Regions from separate parts of the Homo sapiens genome. Here region 1 is linked to region 2. Evidence: chromatin loops called from intact Hi-C (ENCODE). Cell type or tissue: breast epithelium. All regions are shown on one strand. Each heading gives the region's core, and the rest is flanking DNA. Links, peaks and the distances in the headings are about the cores only.

Region 1 (8,282 bases), core at 283-8,282, 220 kb after region 2:
GATAAAATTCTAAGCACATAGCCCAATTCAATTTTGTACAAGCAGAGAAAAACTACAGTACTAATGAGAAATATGGACTTTGCTACTATATTGTTACCATCAGTGTGGAGATCAAGGGAACATGTGTTGGCCCACATGCTATACTACTGATATCTTTTATTCTGGGATGAGTGACAGCAGGACTGGCTACTAATTTGTGGGGCCCAGTGAAAAATGGAAATGCAGGAGTCCTTGATCACCATTCATTAAGGATTTCAAGATGGCGACCAAAAGTTTTAGACCCAGCATGGGGTTCCACATGATGACCTGTCCTGGTAATAAGAGAAGAAGGGAGTCAGAGAGGTGCTTCTGAATTCCATCTGTCCCTCTCTCCCACTCCTCCTGGGCTCTGCAGAGATGTTCAGACCAAGACCAAGGAAAGAACCAGCTCTCTGTTTGGTACAAGTTTTGAAGGCAAGTAAGATGACAAGGGCTGTTCCTTTCTAAAATCTATCCTCAAGATAGGTTGTGAGGATTAATGAGTTAATATCAGAAATTGCTACAGGGTAAATCTTCACTTGCCTAAAAGAGCATAAAATTTTTATTTTGTCTTTTATGCTTTCTGACAATCCCTTCAGTCTGCCACTAGGCTTTTAGTGGAGCGTGTGGAGAATTTAGGACAAGATGATGAATCTTACTCAAGGGCATCTTGATAGCTTTGCAAACTTAATGCAATAATGTAGGTCTTGGGCCCTGTGTCATGAAGTAAACAAAGACAGCTGAAATTTCAGACAAAAGAGGCTATAGCTCATCTATTGTCATTATTTAGGAGACAAATTACAGCAATGAGTATTTTTTTCCCTTAAAATCCCTTTTATTTTTGCATGTCTACTTAATTTTATTTTGAACAACTAGAAAGCTACAGAGATACTCCGTTGAATGTTTAAAGCTGTAATTTATTTTAAACAGTGCGTACAGAATATATTTTGGCCTTGAAAAGTTAAAAAAAAAAAGGTAGGTTGTACAACTTGGAAGCTGGGTAAAGCCCCAAATGAAGGCTTTTGGAAGAGCTAGGACAGAAGGAAAGTGGCAGTCTTCTTGGGTTTTGCACAAATGTGAGAGTCCAGAGTCCACATAGGCTCCTGCTCTATTGCCACAGCCTGAGCTGTGCCTTTGGTCTTAGGAGCCACCTGAGGGCATCTACTGTTCTGAGTCACTAAAAAAAAAAAAAAAAAGTGCTAATGAGGCATTTAACACTTGTACTGCACTGAGCTAAGAAAGAGGCTGCCTATAAGCAGGGAAAATAGCCAGAGGCAGCCAAAGGTAAGAAAGGAAGGGCAGGGATGCCAGCATACATCTAACAGTTTAGGACAGTAACTGGTTCAACTTTATTTATTTATTTATTTATTTATTTATTTATTTATTTATTTATTTATTTCTGAGATGGACTCTCTCTCTGTCGCCCAGGCTGGAGTGCAGTGGCTCGATCTCAGCTCACTGCAACCTCTGCCTCCTGGGTTCAAGAGATTCTCCTGCCTCAGCCTCCCTAGTAGCTGGGACTACAGGCACATGCCACCACGCCCGCTAATTTTTGTATTTATTTTTATTTTTATTTTTTTAGTAGAGACAGGGTTTCATCATGTTGGCCAGGCTGGTCTCAAACTCCTGACCTCAAGTGATCTCCCTGCCTTGGCCTTCCAAAATGCTGGGATTACAGGTGTGAGCCATCGCGCCTGGCCTGGTTCAACATTTAGACTTGGAGGCTTCTTTTTCTTTGTCCAGTGCCTGCAAACCAGTTCCTTCCTTCAAGGAGCTTTCAGACTTGCAGTGGAGATCAGGATATCAGTAAGTGTGGAAAATAATGATAACTTTGTGAAGGATTTGAAGAAGATAAGGGAAAGAGAGAGAAAAAGAAAACTTTACTAAGGAAGGTGCTTTCAGGAGTCAAACCTTGAGGGCTATTGGTGGGGAAAATGGGCAGAAATGGGAAGGCAACAGGGACTGTACTCTGAAGAGAATATTATGGAATACCTACTGTGCCTGGATGGAGCAGAACACTTTTCATATATCTGTCTCCTGCAGTCTTCACAATAGCACCATGAGACCAACTGCTAATTAGCTTGTTTTTGAGACAAAAAAGGCCTTTATTTCATTAGAGACCCACCCCTGCCTCCCAAAATGGAGCATGATGAAGATCCTTAGAATAGCTAAACACCAAAAAGATTATGGTAACCCCCCTATATAATTCAAAATAAGAATAATTCATAACACGAAACATTCATGTGTATGCTAGAATTAAAACATTAGCTTATGTTCTGAGTTTTTCTTATGGCTAAGTCCTGGGTAAGTTAATTGAGTATGGGCCTGCATCAGGTTTGAGTAGCTCTTCAGCTGCTGCACCTTGGTGAGGTGCTCCAAGCTAGCTTACTGTCTGAAACAATACTGCACCCAAGGGTGACAGAGCCAGTAAGTGGCAGAGGAAGGATTCAAACTTAGGTCGATCTGACTTTTAATAACATGGCTTTTAATAACATGGCTTTCCCAGTGAGCCATGCCTGGGGTGAGTCTAACTCCTGTGTGTCTGCTCACCTCAGGGGGACCTGCTCATCAGTTAGGAGCAGACAAAGAGGTCTTAACAGAACATCTATGAAGAGGTAAAAGGCTTCCTGGGACTCTCTGTAAAACTTTGTCAAAGGGTTTTTCAGTGACATAAACTTCCTCTTATCTATGTTGTATTGTTACATGAGAAAAGCATGCTGCAGAGAAGTATATATATATATATATATATATATAGCAGGACCCCATTTTCTCCTAACAAAATGCTCCTATATCTACATTTATAGATGCATAGATGCTGTCATGTTTGTGGGGTTACCTTAGGTACTTTGGGGAGAAAAGGATAAAAAAGCTGTGGAAAATGATAGGTTCCTAGTGTGATGTAAACGGAACATATGCAATATATCACAGTCAGGCCTCCGACATTGCCACAAATAGGTCATCTTTGAATGTTCCTATGAACATGGTTTCAAGGTAACGTGGTTAAAAGAGAGCACTGGGCTGGGTGCAGTAGCTCACACCTATAATCCCAGCACTTTGGAAGGCTGATGTGGGTGGATCACCTGAGGTCAGGGGTTCGAGACCAGCCTGACCAGCGTGGTGAAACCCCCATCTCTACTAAAAATACAAAAATTAGCCAGGTGTGGTGGCGCACACTTGTAATCCCAGCTACTCAGGAGGCTGAGGCAGGAGAATTGCTTGAATCTGGGAGGTGGAGGTTGCATTTGTGCTATTGCACTCCAGCCTGGGTGACAAGAGTGAAACTCCTTCTCAAAAAAAAAAAAAAAACAACAACAACACAAAAACCAGCACTGCTTTGTTTAGATGATGGGGATATGGGCAGTTTTGGTCTTGGATTTCTTTGGTTATTTGAGTTTAGTTTTTTCTCTATGATAAAACAACAAAACAAACAAAAAAAGAACTCCCCCAATCTGTGGACACTTAGTTGTGCCTATAGGTGTACAGCCAGCAGTGACACACCTTGCAGCATGAGAGGCAACTTCACCAGGCCTCTCGACTCCTCTCTGTGCTTCTGTATAACCTTTTTTTTCTTTATTTTTATATATAACTTTTTTTAAAGACTGGGTCTCACTATGTTGTCCGACTGGCCTTGAACTCCTGTGTTCAAATGATCCTCCGGCCTCAGTCTCCCTCCCAGCAAGTGACTAGAGCTACATGTGCACATTACTGCACCCCGCTCCCCTCTGTGCTTCTAAAGGGGGGCCACCCTCTCTGTTCTCATGGGCCACATGCTGGCATTGACTGAAAGTCCCTAACCACGCACCCCTCCCTGCAGTCAACAGTAACAAACATAGAGGGAGCCCTCTGGGAAGTTGGTAAACAGCAATGCGCATGACCTGTCTAAAGGGGCAGGAGAGACTCCTCTCTTGGAGGCTGTTGCCTTTCAGGATGGTGAGCCCAGTATCTTCAGATCTTCCAGTTCTTCTCAAAAAGTACAAAATTCAGATTAGAGGTGAGCACTCTTTGTTTTTAATGAGTGGCACTGAATCGGATCTGACAAGATGCTATGCAAGCCAAATTGGATACATTTGCAATCACATGCCATTGTGCCTTGAAGGGGAAAGGGCCTAGTTCAATCCTTTAACAAGAGCTCAGGAAAGTTCAAGTTTATGGTTTTTGGATGGGGTGCCATTTAATGTGGGTGAAGTGGTGGAGTGTGGTCGTTAGGTTGGGGAAAACAGAGCATATATAAGAGATTTCACAAAGTCACACACTGGGGAAGAAGGGTACCTGTGGTCCCATAAAAAGACATTGTTGATTCTTTTTGCTGATTTTTCAGTTTTGCTAAGTATCTATCTTTTTCCAGTTATCTTTTCTGTCTTAGACCAATTGTGAAAGTTGAACTCTGAAGCTCAAACTCTAAGAGTGTCATGCTACTTCCATAAGGAGGGAAGACATTCTCTCTCCAATACACACACACACACACACACACACACACACACAGAGCCCACACAGCCCACACAGCCCACACAGCCCAAGCATGAAGAAACGTGAAATGTTGTTTTTCTCTTTTGATTACTTAAGAGTCAGGGGTAGGAAAGAACTGAAGTAAATACTATAGTGCGTCATCGCATGTTCTGAATTCCAGCATAATTCAAACACCTCCCACTAAGATGTGTCATTCTGCCTCTAGGCAGGACTGTTCTTAAATTGTGCTTGACATATTTAAATTGTCCTTGACCTGTGGTGTTCATTAAGCCCTCCTGGGAATTAAGTGTCCTTAGAAATTCTCAGAAAGTATCTCTCTAGAAAATGAAATTCTCTATCTCCATCAAAAAGATAAAGGTATTGCCTTCACTCTGCTGTATCTTAAAGGGGAAAAAAATGTAGGTTATCATGTAGACAGTAGAATTAAGTCAGTGCCAGCAAGTATTCAAGAGGTATGCCTTATATAGCTCATGACTTAATATCGGCAAAAGCCTCCTCCCCAGTCTGTCTTCAGAAAGGAGGCACAAGAATTCTGGAACATCATAGTTATTAATTTTTAAACAGTGCTGGAAAACTACTGCTTTTAAAACATGGAAATATTAAGAATTGTTCTGTGCCCAAAACAGATATTCTTATTTTAGAAAGTGCTTCTTCACCAACTATCATAACATTCTTTTGCAAAGAGCTAGTTAAAAAGGAGTAAAATATTTTCTGCATTGCAAGTCTGTCTTCTCTGTTCTGTTTCAAGCCAATAACTCATTTTATGCAGGCACAAACCAAGAATTTTGAAATTTCTGAGTCATCATCAGAATAGCATATTCTCCATGATCCTGAAGACACGTTTCTTGATAACACTTTGATTACTATATCCCTAGATGGATATCTCTGGTACATTGTCTGTCTAGCAGTCATATATTCCCACCTATTTGTCTTGGTAATTTCAGGCTCCAGAAGAACATATGGGCCATATTCACAACTTCTACCATTTTCAGTGTTTATCTTTATTCCGTCAAATTTCCTAAGAGTTCTTTCCATTTCCCTTCTGTCTCTCTGTTCTCTTCATTTTTTTTTTCTGAGTGTGCTGATCAGTAATTCATTTTTGTAGAGCTCCAGTTTAAAAGTTTGTGGGATAGGGAAGTTCAGTGTTAAGAAAATGGCAGATCCATAGGCTAAGGTTTTAGTCCTTGCTCTGTCATTGTTTAACATTAATAATTCTTATAGGTCATTTAGCATTCATATGTCTTAGATTCACCATTTACCAAATGCAGTGACAGCAGTTTCCTCCTACCAGCTTAGCAGGACTATAGTGGCAATGAATAAAGTACATGAATTACTTTGAGATTCTTTAGAAAAATCTTGAGTTCTTGACCTTACTCTGCCAACAACTCTGTTTGCAGCCTGTGGAAGTTGCTTTGACTGTTCTTTGCTTTGGCTTCTCCATCTGAACAATCTGAGGGATAATTACTTAATCTACTTTACAGAGATGCCTGAGTCTCCATAGGCAATTGTGATACTTTGAAAATAATTTAAGGCAGTATGGTCCAGCTTCTGGAATAGAAAGAATAGTGCACTATGGCTATCAATGGCCTGTTATGTGTAGACACTTGCGCTTTATGTTAATTACATGATCTCTCATAACCTTTTACCATCTCTGCCACGTGTTTATAATAACCTCTATTTTTCATGCAGATGAGAAAACAGGCTTGGTATGTGAAAAACTAGTCCAAAGCCACAAAACCTAGTAAGAGGCAAAACCAGAATTTGAATCTAGTTTGTTTCATTTTTGAGTGTTTTTCAACTTAAATAAGTTATGGCTGGTATATTTTTATTAATTTTTGTTTTTTGAGACGGAGTTTCGCTCTTGTTGCCCAGGCTGGAGTGCAATGGTGCGATCTTGGCTCACTGCAACCTCTGCCTCCCGGGTTCAAGCAATTCTCCTGCCTCAGCCTCCTGAATAGCTGGGACTATAGGCATGCACCACCACACCTGGCTAATTTTGTATTTTTAGTAGAGATGGGGTTTCTCCATGTTGGTCAGGCTGGTCTTGAACTCCCAACTTCAGGTGATCCGTCCACCTTGGCCTCCCAAAGTGCAGGGATTACAGGCGTGAGCCACTGCACTTGGCCTATTTTTATTAATTTATATACACGTTGGCATAATTAGCCTTTATTATAAAAATTTTGGAATATATAGAATTTTGATCTAAACTTCTGAATGTCACCTGTTCCTGCATCAAAGACAATGGCAACTTTAGAAATGACTTTCGGGACAAAGTAGCCAAGTATTGTTTCTAATAAGAGTTTAACTACAGATGTCACAAGGAAGTACATACTGTATTAAATCTATAATGACAGAAAGCAGATCATTTATTGCCAGAGACCAGGGTTGGTGGGAGGCAACTTTGGAAACGGAAGAAGGGAACCCTCTGGGTTGATGAAAATAGTCTATATTTTAATTGTGTTTACACAGGTGCATAGATTTGTCAAAACCTGTTTGTCTTCACACTTACAATGGGAACATCTTACTGTCAATAAATTATACCTCAATAGACTTGGTTTATAAATTACAGACATTATCATTCAATTGCCATCTGATCAGGCAAGTGACTTAACTGTTCTGTTTCATATTCCCTCTGTGTACACAGGGATACTGACTTTACCCACCTCAAAAATTGGGGGAAGTATTCAATAAGGTAATCCATCTAGAGAGCTTACCCTCATATTTGTCCATAGCAGGCACTCAACACATGCTTATTCAGCAAAAATATGCTTCAGACACTATTCTCAGCAGTAAATAAGACAAAATTCCTGCCCTCACTGGGCTTATATTCTAGACTGGGGGAGGCAGACAGTAAGCAGCAGGGAGACAAAGAAATGACCGAGATACCATCAAACAGCAGTGAGGGCTGTGAAGCCAGGCAAGCGGGGATGCAATAATGCCTGAGGATGGTGACCATTTCTCTGAGTGGTCCTTGTGAGGAAGTGTCTTTTCCAATGAGACCCAGATAGTATCAAGGAGACAACCACAGGGAAATCAGGCTAGTGTTCCAGGCAGAGGGAACAGAATGTGGAAAGGACCCAAGCTAGGAGCCAGGCTCTGTTCAAGGAACCAGGCTCCAGAAGTAAGAGGAATAAGAAGTGAGTTTGGAAAACACAGCAGCAGGACAACTCAGCTCATCTACGCAATGGGGGGATGATGGAGATCTGATGGGAAGTAGTGAATCTAAGACATAAGTGTGTTAAATGACCTATAAGAATTATTAACCTTAATGGGAAGGATGTGATCTGATTTACATTTAAACAAATTTCTTTGGCTGCTGCATAAGGTATGGATTCTAAAAGTGTGAGAGTAGAAGCCGGGAGACAAGGAAAGAAATAATGCTGCAAGGCCTAGGGTAGTAGGAATAGAGACAGTGAGAGGTGGCCAGATTTGGAATCTATTTTGAAGTAGAGAAAATAAGAATGCCAACAGTTTTGATGTGGCAAAGGATAAGGAATTTTTTTTTTTGGCTTGAACAACTAGGTGTAATATTGTTGCTATTTACTGGCTTGACATTCACTGATCATATTTTAATAATTTTTACTGAAAAGCCATTTAGTGAGCTATTAGGCATTATATCATAAAGTGTTTCTGGGCTAACTACTGATATAAAGTGTGTGTGTGCTAAGTATTATTTTGGGGTCAAACCCTTAGCTTTAGATTTTAAGCTCCCTATTTGTAAACCAAATGGCTGTGCTGGAACCATTTCTGAAATCAGAAGGGCAATTGTGATTGTATGTGAGTGTGCATGTGTAAGT
Region 2 (8,339 bases), core at 84-8,083:
CAACTCTACTTGCCTTAATAGCCCCCATGGGCTTCATTATATGATATCAGAGTACAATAATTGGTGTGCATAAAACTGCCTAACTCATCAGGAAGACAATATGTTACAATGCTGTGCTCTGTTAAAGAAAGCAGGAAAGTCTGTAATGCTCTTTATAAAGATGATCAACAATTAATTACAATAAGGAAATATTGCTGAAAACTGAAAATTTCATTATGGAGAATAGCCCACTCTTTGATGATATTTCATAATTATAAATGCTTTTAATTTTAACCAGGTTTAGGTGGCATGTGAAATTTAAGGCAGAAAATATTCAGTGCTTAGAGAAAAATATAAATAAAATAGATAAGAAAATAAATATACAGGCTGGGCATGGCGGCTCACACCTGTAATCCCAGCACTTTGGGAGGCCAAAATGGGCGGATGGCTTGAGGTCAGGAGTTCGAGACCATCCTGGCCAACATGGTGAGACCCCGTCTCTTCTAAAAATACAAAAATTAGCCAGGTGTGGTGGTGGGCCCCTGTAGTCCCAGCTACTCAGGAGGTTGAGGCAGGAGAATCACTTGAGGTAAGGCAAAGGTTGCAGTGAGCCTAGATTATGCCTTGCACTCCAGCATGAGTGACAGAGTGAGACTCTGTGTCAAAAAAAAAAAAAAAAAAAAAAAAGAGAAAGAAAGAAGAAAATAAATATAGGGAAAAATAAAGAGTTCTTTAGGAGAGATGGTTGATATTGATTTTATTTTATTTCTATAAGCATTTATCAAGCATTTATTCTATGCCAGACACCATACTGGGCTACAGGGGTGCTAAAAAAGAGTGAGATGAGATCTCTTGCTTGATGAGTTCATACTCTAGCAGAAGAGGCCAACATGGTGAAAATATAGCACAAAGGAAAGAAAAAGGTCTGAAGAGCAAAGGGCATGGCAGGGAAAACTAAGAGGAGATTAATTGAGTAGGGAATTGAAGCATATGTAGGAATTTGCTATTTTCCAGATATGCAAAAGGAAAAGCATTCCAAGAAGTCATAACTTTTTTCTGTTCCTCAGGTATCACCCTCAGCTATATCATCATAAAAGGAAAGGGAGGCTCACAAAGGGTTTTGCCGGTAGGGAGGGGAATGAATTTTGACAATGCTTATTGGTAGAAAGGACATATTGAAAGTGAGCCAGGCCAGGTGCTGTGGCTCATGCCTGTAATCCCAGAAGGCCAGCCTGGCCAACATGGTGAAATCCTGTCTCTACTAAACATACAAACTTTAGCTGGGTATGGTGGTGCATGCCTGTAATCCCAGCTACTTGGGAGGCTGGGGATAAACATTGCTTGAACCCAGGGGGCGGAGGTTGCAGTGAGCCGAGATCACACCAGTCCACTCCAGCCTGGGCAACAGAGTGATACTCTGTCTTAAAAAAAAAAAAAAAAAAAAGTGGGTCTGGAAATTTGCTTTAGTTGTAAGAGACAATGTGGAGGTGTACTGAGGGTCAAAAGAACTGAAAATGAACCAAATGGGTGAAAGAAATATAAAAACGTTTAAACAAAAGGAAAGACTAGAGATGGAGTTGAATTTACATGGTGGAGTGAAATACGTGCTTAGACCACATCTAGAAAACCACATTTTAGTGGGTTAATAACCCTCGCTACAGTATGATATTTTGCAAGTCATGGACACCTAATTACTTCTTCAGGTGTTTAATAAGAGGCTGAACCAGCTTGTAATCTACAGTTTCCTTCTAGATCCAAAATGCCCCAATGTTCTATGAGATGAAAAGTTAGGAGCTTGGACAGAGACAGCACCTGGAACTGTCTATAGCAGGTGCTCCAACCATTCAAGGGAATGGCTTCATCACCTCTTCCACAAGGGCTGGAGGCAAGTTGAGAAAAAGGTGATGAAAAGGGCTGGGGTCTTGTGAAAGGAATTGGAACAGCATTGGGCAAGTTGCTGATCTTATCTGGTCTTTTGTAAATAGATGGGGGATTGGGACTCAAAGAGAAGTGCACAGCAAGGAGATAATGCTACTGATCCTAAGTCAAAGGGGAAATATCTGAGAAGTTATTGCCCTTGGAATGGCAAGAAGGAAGAGATCAAATATTGTTAGGAGTGTCAACATTCAGGAATGCTGCTCTGGCTCACCCTGCAATATAGCATTTAGGTCCCTATCCTGGGGGTAAGACCCTGATCCCTGGTGTGTGGGACCAGGCTAAGCTCATGTGTGATGATCAAGGCTCTGTAAATGCTCAAGGAGAATGATAGGCCACACATGCACATTGTCCAGCAATAAATGTATGGGACTTGGAGGGGAAGCCAGGACAGGCCATTACGTACCTAATGGAGAGCACTTAATGCCAGTCACTAGCTTTTCTCGTGCTTCTGATTACATTTTATATTCTTTTTAACAATTTTCTCAAAGCCTTGGTAAAGATTTCATTTGATTTGCCCGTGGAGATCAGTGACTGTGTGCCTTGGGGAGAAGCCCAGGAAGCCAGGAATGGGGTACAGATTTACAGGTTAGCAGCAGCACTCAGCATCCAATCCTCTGAAACTTCCTTAGTTGTCAAAGACAACATTTTTTGGGGGAACAGTTTCCCAGAGACCTAAACAGAAAGGCACCTCAGCCCAAGCGAAAAAGGGGCTTGTGGAAAATCTTACTGTGATCATAGAGGCTTTGAGGGCCAAGAAGCTAAGAAATAATGGAGCAAATACCAAGGTGGAAGTGAGTAGCAATTACTCTTGAGCACAAATGCTCTCCCATATGTACCTGTGATGGGTTTAGGAAGAAGGGATTTGATTGATCCATATCAAGCTCTTTGATAAATGTCTCAACCAGTGCTGATATTGTGGGCTTTCTTTTTCTTCTGTTTTTAGGGGTGGATATTATATTGAAAACAGAAAAAGAGTTAAAACTTCTCATATTGGGCTGAGCGCGGTGGCTCATGCCTGTAATCCCAGCACTTTGGGAGGCTGAGACGGGTGGATCATGAGGTCAGGAGATCGAGACCATCCTGGCTAACACGGTGAAACCCCGTCTCTACTAAAAATACAAAAAATTAGCCGGGCGTGGTGGCGGGCGCCTGTAGTCCCAGCTACTCAGGAGGCTGAGGCAGGAGAGTGGCGTGAACCTGGGAGGCGGAACTTGCAGTGAGCTGAGATCACGCCACTGCACTCCAGCCTGGGGGACAGAGTGAGACTCCGTCTTAAAAAACAAACAAACAAACAAACAAACAAACAAACAAAAAACCAAAAAACTCCTCATATGGCCATCACTTTTTATTAATTATATGGAATTAAACATTAAATTTAAAAATGATGTTCCCATCTCAGCTACCAAAGCTACCCACTTTGAACATTTTGCCATGCATCTTTTCTGAGTTATTTTTAAGCCTGTTTGTCTGCCTTGCTGTCTACCTATCATGTGTATACATGAATATATACATATAGATGTTATCTTTCTATATGTAATATTCTGAAGCTATGGCTATATGGTGGGTATTTTTACATACTGATAGATATAAATTTGTAACATTTAAAAAATAGCTGCATAAAATTTTATAATGTGGGCTGGGCACAGTGGCTCATGCCTGTAATCCCAGCACTTTGTGAGGCCAAGGCGGGCGGATCACGCGAGATCGGGAGTTTAAGACCAGCCTGACCAACATGGAGAAACCCTGTCTATACTAAAAATACAAAATTAACCGGGCGTGGTGGCCCATGCCTGTAATCCCAGCTACTTGGGAGGCTGAGGCAGGAGAATCGCTTGAACCCAGGAGGCAGAGGTTGTGGTGAGCCAAGATTGCGCCATTGCACTCCAGCCTGGGCAACAAGAGCGAAACTCTGTCGCAAAAAAAAAAAAAAAAAAAAATTGTATTGTGTATTATAATTTATTCAACCAGTGCCTTAATAATGGTTTTTAAAATTTTGTTGTAAACAATGCTGCAACAAAATCCATATATATATATGTAAAATATTTTTGTTTTCATTTCTGTAAGCTGGATTCCTAGAATTGGGATTACAAGGTCAAAGGGTATATATTAAAAATTTTATTTTCCAAAAAGATGGGTTAATTAACATTCTCAATATCAGTGTTTGATCCCCATTTTTGTTAGCTCTGGTACCTCTTAAAATGTAACTCTCAAATTTAAATATTTTTGCCAGACCGAAGGCTGAAAATTCGTATCTCATTAGTGATTTAATTTGTAATTACATGACAGCTAGAAGGTTGAACATTTTTCTATGTTTATTGTACACTTGTATTTACTTTTCTCTCAATTGCCTATTCAAATATCTTGCCTATTTTTTATCATTATTTGTGTTTTTTAATTAATTTGTAGGAACTCCTAATATATTCAAATTAACCCTTTATTAATTTTTTCTTCCAAAGACAAATGACTTTCAAAGAAATGTTTAAGTAGCAAAACCTTTTATTCAATGGGACTCTCATGTCAAACCTCAATAACTACAATAGATAAAAGTGGGACTGCAGAATGTGGTCTTTAAATACCATTGCTGACTAAAAATAAGCCAGGGCCCTTTGGAAAAATGGCTAATTCCAGATCTGGGGCAGGAAAGGTACAAGAAGCACCGAGAACATCTTGACATACTAGCAAGAAAGATATCAAAGACTAGAAGGGTCATATTTCAAGGATCCAGGAGCCAGTCTGAGTCAGTTCCCACTGGACAAAGACAGGCTATATATGTAAGAGACTCAAAGAAGGATGTCAGTTGTGAGCTGCTTAAAAAGTTGCGAGCTGCTTAAGTTCATGGGTTCATAATGACACTTAACAAAAATCTTTGGATGATGCTAAGGAACCAACTTATTTTGAAAACTGACAAATAAAGAAATAAATCATTTATTTTGCTTTTCCTATACCTCAGGGTAACCAGAGAGCTGATGAGAAGTTTTCATCATAGCAGTATTTTAGCTGATAAAGCTATTAAAATTAGAATATCACCAATTGAAATAGGGATCTCACCTAATGATCCTAATGAATCTTCCTAGTGGTTTACAATTGTTTCATGAGCTCCTAATGAAGTAAAGGATCTAGAAAATGATCATACATGGCTGCCAACATCACAAAGAGATCAACATCCAGTAGACATGAAAAGCCTGATAGACCTTTGAAATACTTTTGCCAAAAAAATCAAAACCAACTCTGAGCAAACCTCTGGCTATAACTACCATATGACAGGAAATACACTGAACAAAAGTGAAATATGTTAAGTGATACCACGGGGATGCAGTCAGCAAAATCCAGACTCTACAGAACAAAGGACATGATTGAAGCAGGGGTGGGGGCAGCTTTAGATTAAGAGAGACTTAAGAGATGTATCAACTAATTTCAACGTATGGACCTTATTTGATCTTCATTTGAAAATACATACTTTAAACTGTGAGACAGTTGGGAAAATGTTAACACTGACTAAATTGAAGATTATGAAATTAGTGTTAACATTTTAAGTGGGATAAGGGTATGTGGTGATTATTTTTTTTTAAAGATTATCCATGTCTTAGAGATACATACTGACAGTATTCGCAGATAAAACAATATGATGTCTGGGTTTTTCTTCAAAATAATCTGGGTAATGAGGGTGAAGGTGGGTATGAAAGGAGATTGGCCATGAATTGGTAACTGTGGGCACTAGGTGAGAGGTACGTGGTGGGGATTCATTATACCACTCTCTACTTTCACATGTGCTTAAAATTTCTATAACAAAAACATGCTGTCTTGTTGCAGTGCAGTTCGAGTGTGCAAACCTCTACTGGCTCAGTCCCAATCCTCTTGTGCCCTGAGACACCCAGAAAACTCTGGGGTCCCATTGGAATGAAGCTCCTTCTGAGGAGAGAGTTTTGTTTTCATTCTTGATGAATCCCCTGTGTTTAAAAGAGTGCCTGCACATAGTAGGCCCTCAGTATTTTGAGGATGGAATGAATGCTTCTCAACATGACTGGTATTGGGCTAGTTTTCTCTGACTCCCTTGGGGAACATGTTAGCGCACTGAAACCTGGGCACAAGCCTTGATCAGGTGCACCATGGGCGCCTCTTCTGAGTCTAGTGACTACTGGTATAAACAAACTCATGGTGCATTTACAAATCTGGACTGCCTAAGATCTGTTTCAAGTGTCAAGCTGAGGATCTTGACAGCAGCCTCGTGGCCACACATGGCAAGGCTGGCCCAGCTGGCTAGGTCTATAGGGGTCCTCCATTATTGTCACCAAACCAGAGGTTCTCCACATTGGCTGTGCAGTGGAACCACCTGGGGAGCTCGTTAGAAATACAGGTTCCTGGGCCCTGCCTCCAGAGATTTGGGTTTGTGAGATCCAGGCAAGCTATTGTTAAGAATAAAAAGCTCCACAGGTGATTCTGAGGGCTCTAAGCATAGTCACCCAGCCCTGTGCTGGTGTTGGCCTACAGAGCCGTGGTCTAATAACAACATTCCTATACTTCTCGGTGGGAGGCTGAATAAGCACTCCTCCCAGACAGCATCGTATCTGCAGAAGTTTCCCTCAGACTCATGGATGGAGTTCCAGGTCCATCCTGATTCTCCTTTGCTCTTCAGCTCAGCTGCAAGTATTTGTTCTCTGAAGTCAGAACATTTTGCTTTTATAGGCCCTTTACTCCATATTCTCAGTAGGCAGCCCTCCTGCCTCAGCCAGATCATCCTGTTTCTTTGTTTTTAACTAGTTTCTGGAGGTGGGACTTCCTGCTGCTTCAGTTACTCTCTGGGTTAATGCTTCCAATTGATAGCCTCCCTGCAGGTTACCTCAGAGATAAGACTTCTTCATGGCTTGGAAGTCTGGTTGATTCTTGCCCAAGCCTTGACTGACTTTTGCTTTGCTATTATATAACCTTACTGATTAATCAAAAGTATTGCTCACAGCTCTGGTTAATGGATGATGGCTCTGGAGTTTGCCTGAATACAATTATTTATTGCTTTATTGATGTGCTACTTATTACTCTGTTAAGTACCATAGGGTGTTTAATTATGTGAAAGGGAAGTGCAAAGGCAGCTGCTGAAAGCTGGAGTTAAAGAGGTCCAGTACCTGAGTTCCCGACAATGTGTCATAAAACAGCTTTAAAACACATGCACACCCAAAGGACAAAACCCATTCCAAAGTTTAACAAGCTTGGAAGCAGAACGGGCTTGGGGAACTGCCCTGCCACTTTGTGACTTGATGTTAGCCACAGCACAAGCAATGAAATCTGAATGTTTTAAATGAAAAGGGGACCTTTATTTTGGGGCTTTTGGGTATTTTCTATTTATTGCTAATGATTGAAGTGGAGCCCATGATAAAAGTCATAGCTAGAAGAGAAGGAGCTGATGGGACTGAAAAGTGGCTCCTGTTGCAACAGATGTGGCCCGCAGGCTTGGTGGAATCAGGGCTTCTTTCTGGTTGGTGGTCAACTCTTGCCATTCTAAAGGGCAGCTGTACTGCGCCAGGAAAAGCTTCTGAAAGAAACCCCACCAGGTCACTGTTGGAGTACTTGCTACATTTTGCATCCCATTCTGTCCCTGCCAATGGGGATCAATTCTCTAGCATGGGACCAAAGATTTCAATGCCTCAAGGCAGAAGTTGTACCTGTGTCTGAGCAAACTCCGTATTGCCAAGTCTGAGTCCTGACCTGATAAAAGGTCATTATTTTAATTCTTTCGATTAGAGATTTTTCAAGTTATGCTCTGAATAATCTTAGGGTACCTTATTTCAGAGGTGGGCCGCCTCACTCACCATGTGCTAAGCTGAGGCAGCAGGATCTTTGGGCTAGATGCCTGGGGTGGCGGCTTCCCTGGGAGCCCAGTATCCACACCCACTTCCTGCAAACTCAGGTCTTCCCCACTTGTAAAGGATCACCTCCACCCTACGAATCTCTCCTGTCTCAGGCATGTACCCCTCCACAGTTTTGATTTAGGGAGGGGAAAATACCTTTCTTCTAGTCTCATTTGGAATCAGGAAACAATTATAAATCAATATCTCAGTAAATAATCTTGTCACAGAGGCATATATGGATGCCAACATAAATAATTTGTATGACAGGTTGTGTTGTAGTGCAAAGACCTCTCAGCTGAGAGTAAAACAGAACTGAAATCCTACTTTTGCTGCTGTTTAGTTGTATGACCCTGGGACAGTCCCTTAATTTCTCTAAAACTTGCTTCCTTATTTATAAATAGGACAAGATAATAGCTACATCTAAAGCTTGTTGTGGGCGTTAGTTGGGAAAATAGATGTAAAAAGCCAGCCTGACTCATGATGAATGGACAAATATTAATGTTCATTTTTTTTCCTGATAACCATGTAACACTTGCACTTTTTAGATAAGAAAAGGTAGCAATCACATTTTGACTTTTAATG

What was found. Hi-C counts contacts between places; a loop is a spot of excess contacts. Peaks named below come from ENCODE experiments on the same cell type or tissue, not always from the same donor. Only the 100,000 strongest peaks of a DNase experiment are listed, where the experiment ranks them.
Region 1: a loop joins it to region 2, with 16 times the contacts of the local background. A loop is called at or near these places in 5 of 110 quality-filtered maps.

The regions. Positions count from the first base shown.
Region 1 is chr10:61,625,368-61,633,649 of GRCh38, reverse strand. No RefSeq gene overlaps it. Among named protein-coding and RNA genes, the nearest start is that of CABCOCO1, 33 kb to the left of the region's middle. In breast epithelium, for the core only: no CTCF peak of the experiment used is centred there; a DNase peak (open chromatin) is centred at 4,639; H3K27ac peaks cover 1,380 bases.
Region 2 is chr10:61,844,147-61,852,485 of GRCh38, reverse strand. The region is part of intron 2 of LINC02625 (long intergenic non-protein coding RNA 2625); the gene reads left to right. Among named protein-coding and RNA genes, the nearest start is that of LINC02625, 20 kb to the left of the region's middle. In breast epithelium, for the core only: no CTCF peak of the experiment used is centred there; no DNase peak of the experiment used is centred there.